Regions from separate parts of the Homo sapiens genome. Here region 2 is linked to region 1. Evidence: chromatin contacts called from ENCODE Hi-C or POLR2A ChIA-PET data. All regions are on one chromosome and are shown on one strand. The core of a region is the stretch at or near the end of the contact, and the rest is flanking DNA. Distances in the headings are between cores, read along the strand shown.

Region 1 (3,781 bases), core at 422-2,921:
TCAGGATTCTGTAGTGAGGGAGGTATTGGATGGAAAGGGTTTCTGGATGCAGGGGAAGGAGGGCATAGCCTCAGCCCTAGTAGCCTCACCTCACCCCCTCTGTGGGGACTTCAGGTGCCTTGTCTTCTGGCTGGGCCATCGTCAGGTTGCAGGAAGCCAGTGAGTCATGACCTGGCCTCTGGCAGGGAGAAAGGTAAGACTCAAAGCTGCTCTAGCCCTCGGGTCATGTTCAAGATATTTACAATCAATATGGCAGAGACCCTGACCAATCAGAATGGACCCCAGAGGCCGCTTGCCGTGGCAGGGGTTAATTCTTTATTTTATTTTTGAGACGGAGTCTCACTGTATTGCCCAGACTGCAGTGCAGTGGCACGATCTCAGCTCACTGCAACCTCCGCCTCGTAGGTTCAAGCGATTCTTGTGCCTCAGTCTCCCGAGTAGTTGGGATTACAGGCGTGCACCACCACGCCTGGGTAATTTTTGTATTTTTTAGTAGAGACAAGGTTTTGACGTGTTACCCAGGCTGGTCTCAAACTCCTGACCTCAAGTGATCCCCCCGCCTCGGCCTCCCAAAGTGCTGAGATTACAGGCATGAGCCACCACACCCGGCCGGCAGGGGTTAAATCTTTAGTACCGGATGGTGGGGAATCTGGGGATCCCAGGAGAGAGGCCAGTGTGTCTTGCGGTGTGGGGAGAGGACTCAAAACAATAGCTCTTTACTGAAGTGGTAGGAAATATGTTAAGATTTTTAACAGCCATGGGGGCTGTGTAAATGTGGGCCAGCCCTTGGCAAAACCCAGTCAGCGCCTGGAAAAGTTCTTGGCCCAGAGTAGGCAGTCCCTATATCTGGAAAGGTAATAACATCCCCTCTTCCTCCCTTCCCACACCATGGAGGGGCCACTGAATCTCTTCCCCCAGCATTTTATTATGAAAAATTTCAGACATAGAGAAAAGCTGAAAGAATTGTACAGGAAACATCCCTATGCCCACTACCAAGATTCTACCATGAACATTTTACTCATCTTGCTTTATCACACATCTGTTCCTCTCTCTCTTCATCCACCCATCAGGCCCCAGCTCCTAACCAGGTACAGAGTCCTACGTAGGTTATCACTTAGGGTGGCACTTATCCCAGCAGCAGTCCCAGGAGCAGGAGACCTGGATCGGGGGAGGATCCATCCTCCCTCCCTCCCTCCCTCCCTTCCTTCCTTCCTTCCATCCATCCAGTATTTACTGAATACAGGCTGGAATTAGGTGCCTCTGCCCTGGAGAGAGGGTGATGAACAGGACAGGCTCCTCCCCTCAGGGCCTTCCATTCTTGTTTGGGGCAGGTGTAGCATATGGATAATAGGCAGCTAAACAAATACATTAGGCCATTGACCAGAAGGCCAGGGTGTTATTAGGAAGGAGGGAGGTGGGCAGGGAGGCGCAGGTGCCCTGCCCAGGCAAGAGCAGGAAGGAAGGGAGGGGAGGGGAGGGGAGAGGGAAGCAGATGCCTGCTTGTGTACCGTGGCAGGAGAGGAGGCTGTGGGCAGTGCGTGGCAGGGGTGGGTCAGGGCAGCTGCCTCATACCAAAGGGAGGCAGCAGGGGCTGAAGATGCCAGATGCTCGGTTCCTGGGGGCCCTACCTGTTCTCGGAGGAGAGGCCTGCAGTAGCAGGAAGTGGAGAGAGGAAGCTGAGCAGGCAGGGGGAAGAGGCGGGGCTGGGGTATCTGAAGTCAACTTTCCTCCCTCTTTCTGGGGCCTCAGGCCTTTAGTGACGGGGCTTAGAGGAAGGGACACTGGCAGGCTGGGAGTCCAGGGGTCAGAGCCACGAGGGCCCCCGTGAGGACCCTCTTGTTACCCCTCACTCTGGATCCCGGAGACTTTCTGGTTCCTTAGTGGCCCAAGATCTAACCCCCTCCCTTCAGAGATTTCCCTGGGTGCCCACAGAAAGAAACAGGAGGCCAGACCGGATTGTTAGTTGTTTTTGTTTTTAATTTGTCTCCAATAAGCAATGTCTTCTGCCCATCCAGCATGGGAAGTGGGTCCCACGTGAAGGGGGCCCACCACCCACTTTGGGAGCTGAAGGCAGAGACTCGGGAGCCCTCCCGGCTCAGACTCCCCCTACGCTGGGTGTGGGTTATATTCAGAGGCCCACACCCACACTGGGGTAGGTTAGGTATGGTTTACTTAGCCACAGGCCCCCGGGGGCAGGAGACAGAGTGGGGGCCCGAAGCTCCCTGTCCTGGAAGAGTTAAAAGTTCTGGGGTAGCCCTGGCCCCGTGGGGGCAGTTAGAGATGAGGGAGGTTACTCCTTAGCCCAGGAGTGGTTAGAGACAGTGGGGCTGGTAGAGATGCCTGTTTAAGCCTTGGCCTCTAGGAGGTGTTAGAGATTTGCTGGGGTTGGGGGCCAGGGTTGCTGGGACCCCAGTTTTGGGGAGGGAGCTGTAAGAGATTGGGGGATGTTCTGAGCTCCCCAGACAAGAACTGCTGGTTAAGAGGGGGCCAGGCCCGGTTGGGGCTCAGCTGTCCCTGAGGAGCTCGGCATCCCGCCTGGGAGATGCAGCTGTCACTGGGGTTTCTCCCTCTCTGTTGTCCTGGCCTCGTCCTTGGCAGGTGGCGGGGACTTCTTGGGGGAAGCTGAAGTGCTGGGGTTGGGGACCCCCGCCCCCGACTGGGCATCTATGCTGGCGTGCTCCCTCCGGACAAGGTCCTCCAGCTCCTTCTGCAGGAGCAAAGGTCACAGAAGTCAAAGGTCACTGTGCATCATGGGGTCAGAGGACCCATGGGGTGGGGAGAGGGTCCAGGGATGGGGCTCAGGACAGGCTGGGGTTGCTCAGCTCCTCACCTTCCATCCAAGGAGCTCAGCAAGGGCCAGGCAGCCCTGGTCGCATTCACCCAGCCAGGCCACGTCCCTGCGGTGCAGCAGGAGATCAGAGTTCCCAGGCGGGCTCGCCCCTGCCTGCTCCTCTCATCTGCCTTCGTGCCCCCGCTCCCACCTCACCCTGTCCCTTCCAGGCTGCCCCAACCCCCGGCGGGGCCTCACCTGTAGGCCTTCTTGGAGTCAAAGTCCATGCCTCCTCCGAGGCCCATAATCATCCCCAGGAAAGGGTCCGACTGTCAGGGAGGGGGTGGGTCAGGGGCAGGAGCAGGGAAGGGAGAGCTAAGAGCACAGACCCTGGAGCCAGGTGGCCTGGGTTTGTATCCTAGCTCTGTGACTTTGTTTTTTTTTTGTTGTTGTTTTTTTGGTTTTTTTTGAGACAAAGTTTCACTCTTGTTGCCCAGGCTGGAGTGCAATGATGTGATCTCGGCTCACTGCAACCTCCACCTCCTGGGTTCAAGTGATTCTCCCGCCTCAACCTCCCGAGTAGCCTGGATGACAGGTGCCCAGCACCATGCCCGGCTAATTTTGTATTATTAGTAGAGACGGGGTTTCACCATGTTGGTCAGGCTGGTCTCGAACTCCTGACCTCAGGTGATCCACCCGCCTCGGCCTCCCAAAGTGCTGGAATTACAGGCGTGAGCCATTGCGCCCAGCCAGCTCAGTGACTTTGGTCAAGTGACTTGTCCTCTCTGTGTCTTAGTTTCCTGTAGAATAGGGGTGATCACAAAACCGCGATGGGGTTGTGGCGCCAGTGAGTTCACGCAGGCTAAGACTTGGGACAGTGTCTGCCCACAGCGTGCGCTGCTTGCCCGGTGACCCTGCCTACTTCCCCTGAGGGGAACACCTAGGAGGGAGCACCTGCCCTAGAGTGAGGCTGCCCAGGAAAAACAGACCTGAGAGACCCAGAGCGTGGAC
Region 2 (3,781 bases), core at 314-2,813, 190 kb before region 1:
GGACCACCTAGGCCTTTCCTAGAAAACTGAACCCACACCTTCCCAGTGCTGCCCCACCCTGGTCCCCCACCCCCTGCAGGACAAACCACTCCTCCCTTGTTTTGGGGCCAGGAGTCAGATCTGCCCCTGAGAGCAGCAGGGGCCCCTTTGTCCTTTGACGTCATACCCACACCGCTCCTGGAGACAGCCACCCCTTCATGCCAGCCCCAGGAAGGCTTGTAGGTGGGGCGAGCCAGGGTGAGAGTGTAGCCCTGTTCCTCGGCCAGGGCAGATGTTTCACCATTTTTAATGGAGCAATTATGAGTCAGAGGTTTCAGTCTCTACTGGTTCCTCCCGATCCTATAATTACTCTTTGGCTATAGAATCCTATTTTGATCTCTTCTTTTCTTTTCTCTTCTTTCTCTCTCTGTGGTCATGGTCAGGTTTTTCTTTTTTTAAATCCTCCCAAGACACTGCTAATGTTGTCTGTCTCATGCATCCAAGGAATCTGAGATGGACTGAATATTGTCAAGGGAAAAAAAAAGAGACCCCCAAATCCAGAGTGATTTCTTAACCCACCCAAATGGCTTTTTGTTTGTTTGTTTGTTTGTTTGAGACGGAATCTCGCTCTTTAGCCAGGGTGGAAGGCAGTGGCGTGATCTCAGCTCACTGCAACCTCTGCCTCCTGGGTTCAAGCGATTCTCCTGCCTCAGACTCCCAAGTAGCTGTGATTACAGGCACATGCCACCAAGCCCAGCTAATTTTTGTATTTTTAGTAGAGATAGGGTTTCACCATGTTGACCGGGATGGTCTCGAACTCCTGACCTCGTGATCCACCCACCTTGGCCTCCCAAAGTGCTAGGATTACAGGTGTGAGCCACCGTGCTTGGCCAACCCACCCAAATTGTGTACCCTACACCATCCTAGTGCTTGGGAGCCAACACCCACTCACAGGAGGCTAAGGGCAAGTTTAGGTAACTCTTAACACCACGAATTAGTTGCCTGCTGGCAAACTTCAAACTCCAAGCCTGAAATTTCTGGTTGGAGTCACCTCCCAGATGGACTCAGGGATTCATTCACCCCCTCATCCAGTGCTCACGGAGCCTCTGTGAGGTGCAGGCCTGGAGAGGAGCCCTGTGGCCTCAGCAAAGGGCAGGCAGGCTGGTGAGCACCCAACCTCTGGATCGAGGGGACTCAATTATGCGGATAAAGGCCCCTAATCCTCTCAGTGCTCCAAACTCACTCTGCTTCTGAAAGGGATCTTCGTACCCTGGGTTCAGAGAGTAGGAAGCCCGCAGGGACCGAGTATGCATGAAACAAGCCCAAGTCTGTGGGGGCTGTACATGGTCAAGATCACAGATTTCCAGACCAAGCCAGCTCCACCCTAGCTGGGATGCCCACCCTGAGACACCCCTCTCTGCTTTCACTGGAATAGGATGGCCCTGACTTGGCCGGGTGGACTGTTGAATCAGAGCCTCTCAAAACAGGAAAAAGGAAAAGGATCACCAAGCAGGAGTTTCAGTTGTCAAAGACAAAACCCTTACCACGATTAAAGATTACTCCAGGGCCTCGCATATTCACCCTTCCACCAGCAGGGCCCAGTTTACGGATCATTTGAATACTAGCAAAAAAACAAGCCATCTGCTGGAGAGATTGAACAGAGGGAGAAACAGGAGTGTTTGCCCTGCTTCCAGACACCCCTTTCCTGTGGCAGTTCCTGCACCTGGCAAGATCTACTGGGGAATTCCCGGGGTCCCACTAGCTCAGGACGGGTGTGTAGCACTTGCCTAAATAACAATCCCATCAGTGCCCTGTCTGACCTTTTCTCCCCAAATGCCAAAGGCCTCTTGTCTGGATGAACAAATCCCTGGGCGGATTTGTCCAGACTAAAACGTTAATTCTAAAGACTGGGCCCCTTAGGCACTCGCTAAGATTCCAGGCCACACTGTCTCAAGGCCAGAATTGGCTTACTTGGCTATCTTTTTGAAAGATCAAAGTTTAAACCAGATGATCTGTAGTCCCCCACCCCCACCCTGAAACCTGAGCTTAGCTGTAAGCATTGAAAGTAAATGGGGTGTTTGTAGCTCACCCTCCCTGTTCTCCAGGTGAAGGGCCCCGTGTGCCTGATCATTTCATAGCAAAATGCTAGATGGGGCCAGAGGAGGCCCCAGCCTCTGCTGCTGCCCTAATTTTAAAACTGCCTTTTGGGAGTGTAAGTTTCCTCTGTTAAAGGTAGTTATTTCAAGGTAGGCCTCACCATCTCCTCCTCCTGGTGAGAAGCTCTGCCTGGAGGGCTGAGCACTGCCTCCCGCTCTGTGGGCCCCACCTGCCTTGGGTTGAGACCTATCTCTTCCTGGACTCTGTGTGGGGAGTGCAGGCTCTTCCCCTTGGGGAGAACCCAGTTCTTTGACGTATAATCTGAGTGGTTTGGGTTGGTTGGTTGGTTGGTTGGTTGGTTTCCCATGTGTGGGATGGCTCCGGAAGTCTGTTTGAGAACAGAGGCAGGCTCAGATGGGAGCAGCTCCTACCCCGGGCCGCCTATCCCCCTTTACCCTGGGGTTTCTTTTAGCTCCAAGCATCCATTCCAGTCTAACAAATCTGGTGGCAGAGTCTCTTTTTTTTTTTTTTTTGAGACAGAGTCTCACTCTGTTGCCCAGGCTGGAGTACAGTGGCACAATCTCGGCTCACTGCAGCCTCCGCCTCCTGGGCTCAAGCGATTCTCTTGCCTCAGCCTCCTGAGTATCTGGGATTACAGGCGTGTGCCACCACGTCTGGCTAATTTTTCTGTATTATTAGTAGAGACGGCTGGTCTCTACTAATAGTTCAAGACGGCTGGTCTTGAACTCCTGACCTCAAATGATCCACCTGCCTCAGCCCCCCCAAAGTGCTGGGATTACAGGCGTGAGCCCCTGCACCCAGCCCCTCTGGTTCTACTGAGACCTCAGATCTTTCATTTATGGAACAAGGGGGTTGGATTAGATTGTTCGCTCTCAGCCCTCACTTCATGTTAGACTCACTAGGTGGACTTTGTCAAATGTCATTGCCCAGGGCCCACCTTGAGGGAATCTGTCTCATTTTGCCTGTGGTGAAATTCAGGTATTTTTAAAAAGCTCCCAGGTCCCATACATCTATTGTCAATTGATTTTCAACAAGGGTGCAGGACCATTCAATGGGGGAAAGAATAGTGTTTTCAACAAATAGTGCAGGAACAACTATTAATAGATACCCATCTGCAAAGAATGAAGTTGAACCTTTACCTCACACCATATACAAAAATTAACTCCAAACGGATCAGATACCTAAATGTAAGAGCTAAAACTGTAAAACTCTTAGAAGAAAACACAAGTGTAAATCTCATGACCTTGGGTTAGGCAATGGTTATTAGATATGACAGCAGAAACACAACCGAAGAAAAATAGATAAATCAGACTGTTTCAAAACTGGAAACTTTTTGCTTCAAAGGACACTATTAAAGTAAAAGGACAACCCGCAGAATATTTACAAATTGTATATCTGATAAGGGTCTACTGTCCAAAATGTATAAAGGACTCTTAAATTCAACAGTAAAAAGACACACCAGTTAAAAATGGGCAAAGGATTCAAATAGACACTTCTCCAAAGAAGATCTACAAATGGTCAATAAGCACATGAAAAGGTGTTCGATGTCATTACTAATTAGGGCAAATCAAAACCATAACCACTACAAATGGTCAATAAGCACATGAAAAGGTGTTCAATGTCATTACTAATTAGGGCAAATCAAAACCATAACGTGGTTGGGCCTGGTGGCTCATGTCCATAA

The links. A loop is a pair of places that touch in the nucleus more often than their neighbours do. ChIA-PET counts read pairs that join two places held with the same protein, here RNA polymerase II (POLR2A). Pooled maps may share reads with other maps.
Region 2: a pooled map shows a loop between it and region 1 (2.0-fold over the local background). The contact joins the enhancer-like site here to the promoter of RINL in region 1. A Hi-C loop is called at or near these places in 1 of 168 maps with a recorded cell type or tissue (natural killer cell) and 4 of 50 pooled maps. POLR2A ChIA-PET finds 5 or more read pairs at or near these places in 3 of 52 experiments (CD8-positive, alpha-beta memory T cell, GM12878 and activated T-cell).

What each region holds. Positions count from the first base shown.
Region 1 is chr19:38,876,604-38,880,384 of GRCh38, forward strand. RINL (Ras and Rab interactor like) reads right to left here and starts at 1,672. Exons shown (of 12, transcript NM_001195833.2): 1 at 1,629-1,672; 2 at 90-178. The coding sequence starts at 139. It overlaps SIRT2 (sirtuin 2), which reads right to left. Exons shown (of 16, transcript NM_012237.4): 14 at 3,029-3,099; 15 at 2,831-2,897; 16 at 1,957-2,707. The coding sequence ends at 2,552. RefSeq lists a silencer at 1,459-1,508 and enhancers at 2,049-2,168, 2,209-2,308.
Region 2 is chr19:38,684,373-38,688,153 of GRCh38, forward strand. All of the region lies in intron 1 of ACTN4 (actinin alpha 4), which reads left to right. Among named protein-coding and RNA genes, the nearest start is that of ACTN4, 39 kb to the left of the region's middle. RefSeq lists enhancers at 294-433, 1,604-1,663. Within about 2 kb of position 1,564, at least 36 of the 41 ENCODE cell types and tissues checked have a DNase peak (open chromatin) inside an H3K27ac peak, as active enhancers do; they include GM12878 and natural killer cell, where a contact is called at or near this core.